2 separate regions of the Homo sapiens genome follow, and region 2 is linked to region 1. A link is a loop called in an ENCODE intact Hi-C map of the cell type or tissue named here. Cell type or tissue: OCI-LY7. All regions are shown on one strand.

The links. Peaks named below come from ENCODE experiments on the same cell type or tissue, not always from the same donor. Only the 100,000 strongest peaks of a DNase experiment are listed, where the experiment ranks them.
Region 2: a loop joins it to region 1, with 4 times the contacts of the local background. A loop is called at or near these places in 51 of 110 quality-filtered maps.

The regions. Positions count from the first base shown.
Region 1 is chr1:200,303,145-200,311,144 of GRCh38, forward strand. No RefSeq gene overlaps it. Among named protein-coding and RNA genes, the nearest start is that of LINC00862, 67 kb to the right of the region's middle. In OCI-LY7, CTCF peaks have their summits at 4,511 (motif pointing left) and 4,710; DNase peaks (open chromatin) are centred at 3,997 and 4,527; H3K4me3 peaks cover 1,711 bases; H3K27ac peaks cover 1,496 bases.
Region 2 is chr1:199,680,307-199,688,306 of GRCh38, forward strand. No RefSeq gene overlaps it. Among named protein-coding and RNA genes, the nearest start is that of NR5A2, 340 kb to the right of the region's middle. In OCI-LY7, a CTCF peak has its summit at 4,554 (motif pointing right); a DNase peak (open chromatin) is centred at 4,535.

The DNA of each region.
Region 1 (8,000 bases):
CCAATTTTCACTGCACCCTTCCACTCTTGTGTGAAATGGAGTGGAATGTTCTTTTCAGCGTTCATCTCTAAAGGGAGAAGAACTATTTCTCACTATGTGAATACCTCACGGGGGATTCCCATTAAATAAAACTGCTTGATGATGACCTAATTTGTTCATTCAAGAGAAGAAACTCTTCCTATCCATACATTATTGTTGTTATGGTTTCCGTTGTTAAATTATACATAAAAAGCCTCAGCTGAACCAAGCCTATTTTAGAAATAAAAATGTTCTTGGGACATGAATCTTAATGAGATCCTTATTTTAAATTGCGCCTGAAAATATGCATTGTTTTCAGTGCTTCCTTATATTTTCACCAATTTGTTGTCCTAAATGCATTTTAAAAAAGTTATAAAATGCATTTTCTTATAATGTGTTCTAGGTTTGTCTGTTGCCTTTTTGGTCTTAGGTTACTTTTTAGTGACCAGAAAATAAAATGTGTAGTTAAAAGAGGTTTTCCAGGCTGGGCGCAGTGGTTCACGCCAGTAATCCCAGCACATTGAAAGGCCAAGAAGGGCAGATTGCCTGAGCCCAAGAGTTCTTTACAATGCAGCTTTTTTACAATGTCTAGATCCCTGTCCCATCCACGCACATATGCACAGACACACTACAGAGCGCCCAGCTCACAGCAGACACTAAATGGTGAGAGAATGCAAGAGGGGGTCAGTGGTCCTGTGTCTCCCTAAGTCCTGGGCAACAAGGCAAACACCTGTCTCTATAAAAAATTTAAAAAAAAAAAATTAGCCAGGCATGGTGGTGTACATGTCTGTAGTCCCAGCTACTGGGGTGGGGGGAAGGGAGTTGGGAGTGCTGAGGGGGTTGGCAGGTTGAGATGGGAGGATGGCTTGAGTCTGGGATGTTGAGGCTGCAATGAGCCACTGCACTCCAGCCTGGGCAACAGATTGAGATCCTCAAAAAAAAAAAAAAAAAAATCAGGTTTTCCAAAATGATATGCCAATTCATGCCGTTCGCCCTCCAAAATAAACCCCTTTACAGTCTTTTGCCTTCCCTGTGTCCACTTTTCCTCTGTACTAAATCTTTTCAAACACAAATGAATCTATAAACAAGTGTTTTCCCAAGATGCGGTTCTTAGAACACCAGTTCTGCAAGCTCCTCTCTGGGAAAGAAGCTGGCCAGTGTATCTGGGAAACCTGGCACATTCTCTCTCTGAGGATTACATCTCACATTAAGACTCTCAGTCAAGAAACTTGCTGAACTTGGCCCAGCCCAGCATTTTCCAAATTTATTTGGATGTGGAACCCTTTTCCAAGCAAGATTTATTAATACACTGTGGAATTTGTATTTCCAGGATTACACTTTAGGAATTGGTGATTTAAACCATCTAATATATGGAATAATTTTAGATCAAATAAAACTGAGATGTCAAGATCCACCATAAGAATTTTTTAAGAGAATTAAGAAGAAGCTGGCTCTAATTGCTATTTGTGAATTTTATAAAGTCATTTTGCTAAAAAAAAAAATAAAAATGTTTTAAATAACTGGAAGGGTAGACATCATGTCAGAATTCTGAAACTATACTAAATAAAAAGCTTCCAGAAATACCCCTTTTTCCCCCATGGGAGCTATAACCCAAAGTGTGGTACAGTTTATCTTGGTTGAGTCAGCTTCCCCATTAGCCCCAACACACCTGGAGTATTTAAAAGTAGTCCCCTAGGTATAGATTCCTGCAGCATTGGAAGTAGATTCAAGGCTCAGAAGAAAGGGCCACCCAGTCCAAACCTATTCTACTATTACTTGAGCCCCACCCTTGCCCCCCAAAAACAACCATGCACCCCAGCAGGCTCTAAGCTGCCAGAAGAACTGCATGTTTGACAAGCCTTATATGTGCTTTCTTTCCCTTGAGGCAGAGCTAACGGAGAAAAAGTACACACAAACATTACCCTTGAGAACAAGACAGTCAAGCTAGTAGTCTAAGGACTGTTCAAACTGTGACCCATCTGGACTAATTTTTATTTAACGAAAACATTTTATAAAAGGAACTCCAGGTATGTCAGGCACCTGGACTAATAGGAAGAGGGGGAATAGGCAAATGAAAAGGGCTGCATTTAGTCCTTCTCAATCGGAGAGGTTCTTCAGAAAGTGAGACAGAAGTGTTTATGTTTTTTTGTTTTTTTGTTTGAGATGGAGTCTCGCTCTGTCACCCATGCTGGAGTGTAATGGTGCAATCTCGGCTCACTGCAGCCTCCACCTCCCGGGTTCAAGTGATTCTCCTGTCTTAGCCTTCCGAGTAGCTGGGATTACAGGCACATGCCACCACGCCAGGCTAATTTGTGTATTTTTAGTAGAGACGGGGTTTCACCATGTTGGCCATGCTGGTCTCGAACTCCTGGCCTTAAGATATCAGCCCGCCTCAGCCTCCCAAAGTGCTGGGATTACAGGCGCGAGCCACTGCACCCGGCAGAAGTGTTTATGTTAAAACACCTAAAAAATTGCCGTTTGACACCCCTGCCTATCCATGGCTTCCTATAGCACACTTCCTTCTCCCTACCCCACATATGAAGGCACAGAAGGTAACATGGATGCAAGTATGAGATTATGCATTAAATTTCTCCCATATTCCTCACAACACTTAGCAGAGAACTAGATAATAAATAGATGTCCAAATAAGTAATAATTGATTGATTAATTAATTGATCAACTGATGGCCCTTCTAAAGTTACTAATTATCTGAGAGAAGCTGGACTCATAATGCAAACACTTTGTTCCTGTTTCACCCCAGGAGATTATCTTACATTTCAAGGGAACTTCACAGATTGAACTGGACTATGAAAAATGAACCAAAACAAGCTGGCAAATAGTTCTCAAATTGTATTCCACCCACAAAATTTGCATTGCTTCTGTTTGTCAAATGCCACCAGGCCCTTCATATCTATCATCTTCTCCCACATAGAATAGCCTGAAACTGTGAAGTTGTGTGTGCATACATGCTTTCTGTTACCTAATAATTATGAATTTTATGGAAACTTTCTAAAGGAATACAAATAATAGGCAAAATCTGTCTCATCTAAGCCCATCTAGTGATTGTTTTGTTTGTTTTTGAGACAGAGTCTCGCTGTCGCCCACGCTAAAGTGCAGTGCCATGATCTCAATTCACTGCAGCCTCCGGCTCCTGGGTTCAAGCAATTCTGCCTCAGCCTCCCGAGTAGCTGGGACTAAAGGCGTGTGCCACCACACTCTACTAATTTTTTGTATTTTCAGTAGAGACGGGATTTCACCGTGTTAGCCAGGATGGTCTCAATCCCCTGACCTTGTGATACACCTGCCTTGGCCTCCCAAAGTGCTGGGATATAGCCACAATGCCCAGCTATAATTATTTTAAAGTTGGATGTTTGACTTCTTTAAGATTTAAACACAGGCTTAATTTCATCACTAAGAATTACTAGCATCACATCATATACCCCATTAAACAAATGAGTCTATCCTGAGACATTTACAATCATAAACCATATTAAGACCTAGAGTCTGCTACTTAAAATTCTTTTTTTTCTTTTTTTTTTTTTTTTTGAGACAGAGTCTTGCTCTGTCGCCCAGGCTGGAGTGCAGTGGTGCGATCTTGGCTCACTACAACCTCCGCCTCCCGGGTTCAAGTGATTCTCCTGCCTCAGCCTCCCAAGTAGCTAAGACTGCAGGCATATACCACCACGCCTGGCTAATTTTTGTAATTTTATTAGAGATGGGGTTTCAACTTGTTGGCCAGGCTGGTCTCTAACTCCTGACTTCAAGTGATCTGCCCACCTCAACTCCCCAAAGTACTGGGATTACAGGTGTGAGCCACCGTGCCTGACCAGCTACGTAAAATTCTCATATTTGAATTGGCTAGACATGTTTAAAGAAGAAAAAAACTATCCAGTGTGCATAAAAATTGTAGCATGCCTCTGCATCCATGCTTCTCATACTTTCACAGGAAATGAAAGTGATACTTAATTATCAAAATAAAAATCCACAGAATCTACATGTGCAAAACAACTTCCTTTTTCTGTTATTCTCAGTCACCTAAGGACAAGAACTGAAAGAGATCTTTTGGCTGTTGGTTCCAAGAAACAAAAGTATTTTCCTATTCAGAATAAGTAATCTCTTAGGGTAACTTATATACTATTTAAACAATGATACTATGTAGTAAAATAAAATACTAATCGCCACTCAAGAAATTATATTTGATTTGATATGGAATATGTAAATGCCTCTGAGTCAACCAATAATCAAGCTCTGTGCTTTTCTCTCCATGGTGCTCAACTTCTAACAAAACGTTGTCTTTCAATTTTTGTGACCTCAAAGTCCAGGACTGCTGATTCAATCTCACGCTACTCCTCTACGAATATTTTAGGGCAGTTTGATGGGACATTATGTCCACAATCTATCCAAGCCAAATCAAGGTTATTGACAGGATCTCACATAGATAAATTTCACCTTTAAAAGTTTTCCACCGTCAGGAAAATGGGGCTGCTACAGGCTGGTGTTTATGCTGCCACCTCTCGGCCTTATAAGGAAATACATCTCAGGGAGAGGAAAGGAGAATTCTTGCTGCAAATTATATTCCTATTGTATTTATGTTAGGGCCCATGAATGCTTCTTAAATGGGGAAAGAGGAGCTCACAGCCTGCAGAATATTATGAAAGCCTGAATCCTCTCTCCAGAAAAAAAAAACACATACACAATAGTTTTTTGTAGATAAATTTGGACGTCTTGAAGCCCATCCATGTCCCACTTTCTATACTACAAATTCAGCAGAGCAACCTCATTTTTCGTGTTGTGACAAAAATTCTGTAAAATGGAAGAAACTGGACATTCTGGGAGGATGGTTAGAATATAAGATACCAATAGCATCTTATTCAGAAGAAAAATTTTGACATCAAATGATTTTTAGTTCAAAATTAGTAGTGTGTTGGGGGAAAAAAAAACCGATAAACTTTTCCCTGCAGCCAAGAATGTTTGGATTTTGTTTCAAAGTTAATCAATTGGAAAGGCTCTCTGGGAATTCTGGGTGGTATTTCCAACAGAAACATTATGCTTTTGACACCTCTATTGTTGATATGTTAAATCCTCTGGCAGTTGAGTTTTGGATCAAGTAACTCGGTGGGTCTGCTGCACGTGGTCTGTTTATTTGTTTAGCTTATAGAAATGTCTTCTGTGTTCCTATGAATATTTTTGCAGCACAGGTTACACAGAGCTGTCAGCTGCCTCCAAGTGTTTTAAGGACGGATGCTTGACTTGTTTAAGATTTAAGCACAGGCTTAATTTCATCACTAAGAATTACTAATGGCACATAATATATACCATTAAACAAATACATCTATCTTGAGACATTTTATTGTCATCAGCCATATTAAGACCCAGAATCTGTTTTGTGTGTGTGTGTGTGTTTTTTGTGTTTTTTTTTTTTTTGAGACAGAGTCTCACTCTGTAGCCCAGGCTGGAGTGCAGTGGCGTGATCTTGGCTCACTGCAACCTCTGCCTCTGGGGTCCCGGTTCAAGCAATTCTCCTGCCTCAGCCTCTTGAGTAGCTGTGATTACACGCATGCATGACCATGACCAGCTAATTTTTGTATTTTTAGTAGAGACGGGGTTTCACCATGTTGGCCAGGCTGGTCTTGAACTTCTGACCTCGTGATCTGCCTGCCTCAGCCTCCCAAAGTGCTGGGATTACAGGCGTGAGCCACTGTGCCTGGTCAAGACCCAGAATCTTAATATCTCTACTTAAAATGCTTATATTTGAACTGGCTAGGTTTGTTTAAAGGTATCAATGGGAGAGCATATCCCAGTGCTCTCCAAATCTGGAGGCCTCCTCATTCTCCCCAAAATGAAGTCATTCTTCCCATTTCCTACCTAGGGAAAAGTGTCTGGCTGAGTCGTTGGAGCATCTGAGAAACTGCTTGAACTAATCCATGCAGTCTTCCACTCTAATGGCATGATTGGCAGATACCTAAAGAGATATCGATTGGTCCAGTTCATCCAACACACTGTTCCTTTTGCCTGTCAGTGTGACCAAGGTATTAGCCCAGTAACACTTGAAACCCCTTACACTTCCCTTTCATAAAATTAGCACTCTCTTTATGAGTTCTCCCAAATATCTGCTGCATGTTAACAGAATAAACAATTTTTTTACATGTACAGTGACAGAACCTGGTCACTTGGTCTGCCTAGAGGAACAAGCAGTTCTCCCATCCTCCTTTTTGTCCTCATTAAGTTTCATTTTTATCTTTGCTGCTACTCTCATAACTCTCATATTATTCCATCAACATGCAATATTTTATCTTGGAAAGTAGATCATCATTATTTTATGGGAGAAAAAAGGTTTCTCAGTGCCCTGTGAGTGTTACTACCAGCTAAGAACAATTGAACAGACTCCTAACTGATGAAGCAGCGAGCCCTAATAGTGTTGCTGCTGCCCAGTCTGGGTTGCTTCAGGAGTTTTTACGTTTTATTAACATAATAAAATGTAGCTTCTAGAGTTATCTACAGTACGTAATTACAAATGCATATTATTGATATTATCCACGTGATGCTTGAGTTTGCTTTTCCATTAATAGAAACTCTGCATTTTATAAATTAATCATACAAAGAATGAATGATGGCTTATTCAAGTCTGTCTATAAATCGGTATTTTAGAAGCAGTTATACTCACAGTAGAGTAGCCGTTTCTTTAGTGACACAGTTTGTTCCAAAAGATGATTTTAAATGCATTTGTTCATAAACACAAAGTGGTACTATACAAGTAATAAAATGGGCCGGGCGTGGTAGCTCACACCCGTGATCCCAGCACTTTGGGAGGCCGAGGCGGTAGGATCACTTGAGGCCAGCCTCAGCAACATGGCGAGACCCTGTTCTCTACAAAAATTCACTAGGCATGGTAACACACACCTATAGTCCTGGTTACTCAAGAGACTGAGATGGGGCCAGGCACGGTGTCTCACGCCTGTAATCCCAGCACTTTGGGAGGCCAAGGTGGGCAGATCACCTGAGGTCAGGAGTTTGAGTCCAGCCTGGCCAATATGACGAAACCCTATCTCTACTAAAAATACAAAAATTGCCAGGCATGGTGGCTCACACCTGTAATCCCAGCACTTTGGGAGGCCGAGACAGACGGATCACCTGAGGTCAGGAGATCGAGACCAGCCTGACCCACATGGTGAAACCCCGTCTCTACTAAAAATGCAAAAAGAAATTAGCCAGGGGTGGTGTCAGGCACCTGTAATCCCAGCTACTCAGGAGCCTAAGAAGGAGAATCACTTGAACCCAGGGGGCGGAGTTTGCAGCAAGCCGAGATCGCACCACTGCACTCCAGCCTAGGTGACAGAGCAAGACTCCATCTCAAAAAAAAACAACTCCAAACTCTACTTGTCCAGAGTCAGAACAAAAACCACCAAGGTCTTTTGCCAGTGTCCCCATCACAGGAGATGGCACCACCATCATCCAGCCCCAGAAACCAACCCAGGGGCCATCTGCGTCTCCCCACATCTAACCCATCAACAAGCTTTGTGGATTTTGCATGCCACGTATCTCTTGGATTTGTCTATTTCTCCCCACCTCCACTGTCACCCTCTGGTTTGAACTCCATCATATCTCACCAGAGTTCATGCAGTTGGCCCATAGCCCAGCTCTCTGCATCCACCCCAGGTCTATCTCAAATCCATTTTCCATGTTGCAGCAAGAGGAGTGATGTGAAACCCAAACCATGCCACCCTTCCCACATCGAAAATATTTCAATTGCTTTCTATTGATCTTGAGACAAACAATAAATTCCTTTCCATAGCCCACAAACTCTTCCTACATGGTTTGACTTCGTGTAGCATTCATCTCTTCCTAGTATCAAAATGACCTTCTTTCAGTTCCTCAGCCTCAACTCTCCCTCTTGTCACAAGGGCTGTAAAGCACAAATTCTGCTCCCATTTAGTTGGTTAACTCTTACTCATCTTTCAGATCCCAGCTTCAGATACTATTTT
Region 2 (8,000 bases), 620 kb before region 1:
CTGGAGTACCTATATTAATATCAGAGTATACTTCAAGATAAGTATTTCTGGCCAGGCGCGGTGGCTCATGCCTGTAATCCCAGCACTTTGGGAAGCTGAGGCAGGTGGATCACTTGAGGTCAGGAGTTCAAGACTATCCTGGCCAACATGGTGAAACCCTGTCTTTACTAAAAATACAAAAATTAGCCAAGAATAGTGGTGTGTGCCTGTAGTCCCAGCTCCTCGGGAGGCTGAGGCCAGAGAATTGCTTGAACCCGGAGACAGAGGTTTCAGTGAGCCGAGATTGTACCACTGCACTCCTGCCTGGGTGACAGAGCAAGACTCCATCTCAAAAAAAAAAAAAAAAAAAAAAAAAGTCAAGTATTGCCATGAATTGAAAAGAACATTTCATAATAATCAGGAGTCAATTAATCAAGAAACACTAACAATCCTAAATGTAAATAAACCTAATAATATCATGGATCTAATAAAACTTCAAAATGCACAAAGCAAAAACTAAAGAAATAAAGGAAGAAATAGACAAATCCACAATTACATTTGGAGATGCTACCTCTTATCTTTCTAGAATTGATAGAAAAACTGTCCAAAAAATCAATAATTATATTAAAGATATCAGTTGAACAATTGAACCTAGTTAACAAATGTCAGTAGTACACTACACCCAACAATGGCACAATGCATATTCTGTTCAGTAGTACATGGAGTATTCACCTACAGAAATTATATGCTGGGCCACAAGAAGTTTCAGGAATTTGGAAATATTGTAATCATACAGTGTATGTTTTATGACTAAAAAGATCAAATGAGCAATCAATAGCAAAAAGATATCTAGGAGTTTCTAAGCCTTTAGGATAATGCCATTCACTTGATTCCAAGTCTCCATACACACTATCCCCGGAAACATCAAATCACCAAATAGTGCAAATAAAACCACACAAGACTAAGAGATTAAAAAAATACCATGAATTTCAATAACCTATAAGTACACTAAAAAAAAAAATCCAACAGAGCTCTCATTACTAACTGCAAACTTTTGAGTGGACAGAGTGGGAAAAAGAACTGAAATGAAACCAAAAAATACTGTCCCATAAAGAGAAAAAGAGAAAGTCTAACACTAAATGGTAAAAACTGAACAAAGGTTTGGGACTTGGTCATTCACAACACTGTCTTTGGAAAAGGGGTTATAAAGTGATCACGATTAGAAGTGACAGTCTCAAAGAATCATTGCTTCTTGGGAAAATCAGATTAATAGTGAAAAGGTGGTACCTCTTGGAGATAGGGCAGTGCAAGGAAGTAGAAAATCTTCCCTTCCCAGCACCAGTATCATACATTAAATGCACTGCATTTCACTAAACTGACAGAAAAAGGGCTCCTGTCCTAGGACTCTGTCCACAGTGCACAGAAATAGGAAAAAAAAAATTTCATGCATAACTACTAAACATAGGAAACAGAAAATATGACCCAAAAGAATCAGCTGATGACAATTCTTCCCTAAATACAATAGTTACATAGAAGAAATGGTAATATAACAATTTGTACTAAATTATATATCCTTAAGTATTTTGGGATATAAAAAATAATTTGGAATCATAAATTCTAAAATTAAAAACAAAAAGGGACAAAGGAGAGTAGAACATAAAATTGAATAGACCACATTTAAGATAAAAATAGAATAAAACAAAATAATATTAGAAATAAAGATGAAATTATAAAGGGATAACAGATTCAAATTTAAATAGTAATGAGTATTGAATAAAAAAAGGGAAGACATCCAAGAAAACAAAACTGATATTTTTTTCTAAACAGAGAAAAAAAAATTCAGAAAGTGGTTGCAGTGTAATTCAGGTAAAGAAGAGCCAACTTAAATGTTACTGAAGAAGGAAGGAAGGAAGGAAGGAAGGAAGGAAGGAAGGAAGGAAGGAAGGAAGGAAGGAAATATTAAAAACCATAAACAAAAAAAACTTTCCAGAAATAAAAGAAAAAGTGAATCTACACATTGAAAAGTTATAGCAGATACCTAGGAAAAGGCCTAACAATAAGCATTGTATTTATTTGTAGATCTAAGACCAAAACAAGGATGAGGCTCTGAATAATGTCATATGTGAGTATGGTTTGTTCTCACAAAACAGAAAGAATGCAACTAAAAAAATATTGGCTTTCTCACTTGTATATTTATTAGATGTGAGTCAAAATACATCATTTAAAACTGACAGATCTTACAGCAAATGGTAAAAAATATAAGTAAAAAGTTAACCACTGGAACAAAAGTTCCAAATCCTAAGAATTGAAAAGAAAATTTTAAATGGCAAAGAAGACACAACAAATAATACACAATATACACAGAAGTTATATTATAACAAAAGTTGAAAATACATCAGTTGAAGTAATAAATGTGAAATTATTTAATTCATTTAATAAGAAAAATATTTTCAAGTTGGCTCATAAAGCAAAATCCAACCCTGTGCTGAATACATGATACTGTTAAGGTTCTATATATTTAAAGCAACTGTTGAAAAGACAAAGCTAAAACTAAATTCAAACAAACAATTAAATTCAACTGAACTCTATTTCAATTGAATAACAATCACATTTGAGAAAACTAATTTAAGGAAGTTTTGAACACAATATTTTGACTTTTACATTCAAAATATTCATAGTACTTTGACATTATACATACAAAAAAGACTTCAGGTCTGTTTGCAATTGTACCCAACCCCAACTCTGGGGTGTACAATTGCAAACAGACCTGAAATCTTTTTTGTAAGTTTAATATGTGAGAGTGTGTGTGTGTGTGTGTGTGTGTGTGTGTGTGTGTGTTGTCCTGGTTGTGACAATTCTAAAACTACTTCATGTGCTTTGTTTTACAATGTTGATATTGTGGGGGCGGTGGGTGGGTGGCTCTTTTACTGAGGAAGAAAGGAATATTATTTGGCAATAAAAAGGTTAATGCATGTCACGTAACACAGATGAGCATCAGATTCCATTTATATGGAATTCTGAAACAGGCAACATTAATACATGACGAAAGAAACCAGAACAGTGGTTTACTTGGGGGAGCTGGGGCAGAGGTGGTGATGGGGAGTAGGACCTTGTAATTTAAGTATAATCACAATCAGCTTTATTTATAATAATCACTTCATCACAAGGAAGCTTTTCTCAGTATCAATGCATAAATATATATAAAAACACAGTTAGCAAACTTCCAGTCTTTTCCTTCCCAGCCAGTGTGAAATTGCTTATAAAATTTCTGTTGACTTTTGCCATTTATTTACACCTACTGGCAGAATGTCCACCATGGCCAACTTGACTCTGACCATTCCTAAAGTAAAGACTGATCTAAAGGATCTGGAATAAGGTCTACCTGATATTCAAAAAGAGAAGCACAAGCCATCTGCCCTGAGTGATAAGCGGCATGACTTTTTCTTATTATGCAGCACTGTTATACTGTGCAAGAGTGTCCCATACAATGCAATTTACACAGCTGTACTGCTCTCACTGAGAAGATGCCCTTTAAAACAATGCTGTATTTTTGCTCGAAATTTTACATACTTTAAGATAAAGAATGGACTGGAAAGTAATTTCTACTAAAGAAAACTTCTATAAGAAAACATACGGTTTTTAAAAATCTATGAGACTGCATTTCAAAGTATCTTTTATTATTGGCAACTAAAAATTACTTTCTCCAATAATGGCAATCTGCAAAACAAACTGCTGTATTTTCACAGTGTCCAATCTGTTGTTTCTCTACAACTAATAACTTCTTGAATAAAAGTGCCCAGACTTTTTCCTAAAATTCAGATTTTGACACTATAATCTACATTATATTTATATAATCATCTGAATTCCAGTACCTTAATTACAATAAAACATGCACTTTTTAAAAAACATTTTGTGCTTAAAATTTCTTATTGACACAATCAACCCTTTTGTCTATTTTTAATAGTAATAATAAAATTTCCCAGTAGGTAAAAGAAACATACAAATTATGTAAAATTTATTCTAATTGTTGATTATCAATATTTGATTCTCAGAATAGTAGCAGTTTTAACACTTTTACTACAATCACAAGTGCTAGTTCATGTCAGAATAAGTAGACTAAACCTTTATCTGTGTATCTCTCAAGCACGTAAGTTAATGTCAAAAAAACAAAGATAAGATATAATACTAAGCATTTCAATTCTGTGTGGATATTTGTATATTACACAAGCTTTTACATGTCAGTGTATTTCAATCCTTTCCAACAAACTAAACAAACTAAATTTTGATATCTGGTCTTTTTTTATTTTTATTTTATTTTTTTTTAACTCCAAGCTACTGTATATTCTTTCAAATCTCTGTAAATATTCTGTATTTCTAGGTTTTTGGTCCTATTATTTTAGCAATATATAATGACATAATTCTGTATTTAAGACAATGATTTCTTCCAATGTGATTTTTTTTCCCCATATGGATAATATTCTGAAGGGCCATAATATAGCATGCCTGCCAGGGCAGGTTGAGGGGAGGAAGGAAGCATGGTTATAAACAGCACCACTGGCATATATCCACTAGGTGTCAGTCATGCAGTTAGCATCAATTTACATTCTTAATCCTGATGGTCATAAACACAAATTCTATTAAAGCTACCCCTGATTCAGTATGAACATACCACAGAGACTCCTAGAATTTTATGCAATGTGGAATAAAGTCTTGTGACTAGAAGAGCTACTGTTTTGCACTAGTGAGGACTTCAGTCATCAATGAAATGCAGGCTTTTCCGAAGTGCCATTGTTAGTTGAGGACAACTGTGTTGGGGGCAGTTGTGATGACTCTAATCAGTTTAGATTGATATGGTATCTAAATGAGAGAATGATAGGGTATCATTTCAGAGAGTTCTCTTGAAAGATTTAGCTTATGGAAACAGGGAAGCACAATGCAGAATATTTCTTATATATTTAACATTTAGAATATTTCAAAGAATACCCCCTCCCCAAATGCTGATTATATTGAGAATAAAATAGTCTTGGGGAAATTGACTTAAGAACACAAGACATCTTGGGTTGTTGCTACCAAAATCAAAAATTAGTTCTATTCTTTCAGACACCTGATGTATTCTTCTCAGTAAAACAATGTGTGAGTTTTATAGGAGAGGTTCTTAAGGATTCTTTTAGAAAAGTGTCATATAAGGTGCTTACTGTTTCTGGGAAGGCAGTATAATGACTGTCTACTCAGTTATCAGATTGTCTCAATCCAGTTCAAAGTGTTAATTGTCACCGTGGACTATGTTTGAACTCCTTGCTGTATGACTAATCCCAAGCATTAGTCACCATAATCCCAAGCATTCCACACAATTTCCAAATAAATATGGGAGGCAAAATAGAAATAAGGTTCATAAAGATCTTTAGGAAAGGCTTGGTTCCTTCAACAGTAAAATTAACGAACCAAATTAAGTGGTCTCAGATTTTCTTTCCAGCTCTGCTGTTTTGTGATTCTATGATGCAACATGTTGTTTTCCTTAAAACAATGGAAACTTTTTATGATGAGTAGTTGTAACATGTTAGTTGTTCTTAAAGATAGAAAAATGTAAATATGTGTTATCAATTACATTACTCCTCAACCCTGATCCCTGCTTTTGTGGTCTAAAAGTTTATCATTTTTCTCCCTTCTCACACCCAGTGCAAGTCAAGGATTTCTCTTCCAGAGTTATCTTTATGTTGCTTCTATTCCCATTTCTCATTTCCAATCCCAACTCATCATCCACTCCCTAGCCCTGCACTCCCACTTAAAACGAGATCGTCTTTGAAGAAATATTAATTTGGAGATTTAGTGAGATCCTACCCTACTTAAAGTCTGCTGCAGATAAAGTCACAGTCAGGCAAGGAACTATAGTTACAGGATGTTTCCAAGGCATGAGGAGCAGCATATAATACTCTCAGTACTTTTGACACCATTGTGATGATGAGATTTCATAACTGAGAATCAGATAAGCATACAATCTATATCATGCTTGTTGAGAAGATCAAAAAAGTGGAACTTGGAATTCTAAGATGTGCAGATACAACACCTGTCCTCAGAGTATCATCCAGTTTCTATGCATCCTTTTTATAAAACCTTGCATTAATTCAGCTTCTCAACAAATATTTATTGGCCAACTCTATGCCAAGCACTGTGCTGAGCCTTGGAAATGAAGCTGTGAAACAGGCAAAGGCTATCTGTTGTCAAAGGATTTAAAGTCTAGTAGAGAATAGTGATGAATTAAAGCACATAAGGTTCTAATGGGAAATAAAAATCACTGGGTTATTCTTACATAATACAGCACTAGTATGGTTACCAGTATAAATAAAACATAATGCTGTACAGAGCAGACATGTAGATTCTCCCAAGCAATGTGTCCTAAATTGCAGGATGATTTCCATGTAAATTGCAGAGCTATAGTTCCAGGGAGTCTTAGATGCATGAACTGAGACAGTTCTAAAGAATCCCTTCATTCAGTTACTACTTTAGAATTCTGGAAGCCTGTATGAACCTAAGAAATACATTGCTCAGAGATCAGATTCTAGCCCACTGTTTTCATTAATTTTATTTTTATTTCCTCAAAAACCTTATCAAAGTGTGATGCCTTTGAAATGAAAAGCTATTCCCTCCTTCCTTTATACTTTTGATGTTAGGCTCCCTCGGAAAGACTTTAAGTAGAAAACCCTTGGAAGGCCTCAAAGCCAATCCTGCTGTCACTTTGCACAACTTATAAAGGACAAACTAGCTAATAGACTACTAGAAAGGAGAAGTTTATTAAACCAAGCAATTAGCTCTTTACTTTAAAGGGATTTGATGAGACTAAATGAAGTAAAATATAAGAGGTAACTTAAGTTTTTTTGAAAGGGAAGACAAAGTGTTCAGGGCTATAGGAATAAAGGTACAAAGATTTAATGAATATTTGTCCGGTGCTTTACACTTTATAAGTGGTTTTCACTTACTTTATTGGCTCCTCACAATAGCTGTTAAATAAGCAGGGCAGATACAGAGCTTTCTGTGGTCCCTGAATATGGGTCATCAAAGTAACAATGAAACACATACCTTGCAAGTTTATATAAACCTCGCTGAGTGGTGAGGGGCGGAATGCTGTTGGGGCTGGCCAGCAAGATCTCACTACAGCACAGCGTTAGCAACCATGCACAGGCTGACAAGAATAAGGAGAGAGGAACTGCTGGGCGAGCATGACTCCCAGAAGACAGATGGAGGGGCTATTAGACACAATTAAGCCAAGTCTCAGAGAGGCTAAAATGAGGTATTTAAGACTGTATAGTCTGATGACACACCACTCATTAGTCACCCAGTTTAGTAACAGTCCTTCTAATATGCCATATTTTCTCTTAAACAGTTGTTAAAGCAAGGGACAGGGTGGTTGGTCTTCCTGGGTTGAAGGCTTACTATATGCAAGATGAATTTGAGGTACTGGGCGTACATTACCTCTGTAGTAAAGGTGTGTGGATATTAACTTTTCTTAAAATTTAAATTATATTTTCAGTGTCCTAAAGAAAAAATTCTACCATCAGCTCTCCTGGAAAGCGAGAAATTGGGTTATAAAGCAAATGTTCTACTCCTTATCCCAATTTACCTTCCATAGTCTTAAAGCCAAAACCTCAGGTACTGGTCATATCCTGGCATGAAAAATAATTAGATTGCACTTACATAAAGGAGGTTATGAACTGAGCCTTTTCAGACTCCAAAATGTTCTAGACAAAAGCAAACAAGCTAAGGATTTGTTCCCTATCAAGAAAATTGTTCATCTATATCCCCTCTCATTTCCTCAATATTTTGACCTTACCCCAGCTGGTTAGCCAGCCCCACAATCCATTTAGACTTTAGAACAGAAATAAAATGCATACATACATACTGTAGCTGTAATTCAATTAATCTTCTCCTTGGGTTTCCTCTGCTCTGTGCCAGGGTCATTTGTAAGGCCATCACTCAGTCCAAACTGTTGCACCTGTGCTGCTATTGAAACACCCCTTCCTCCCTTT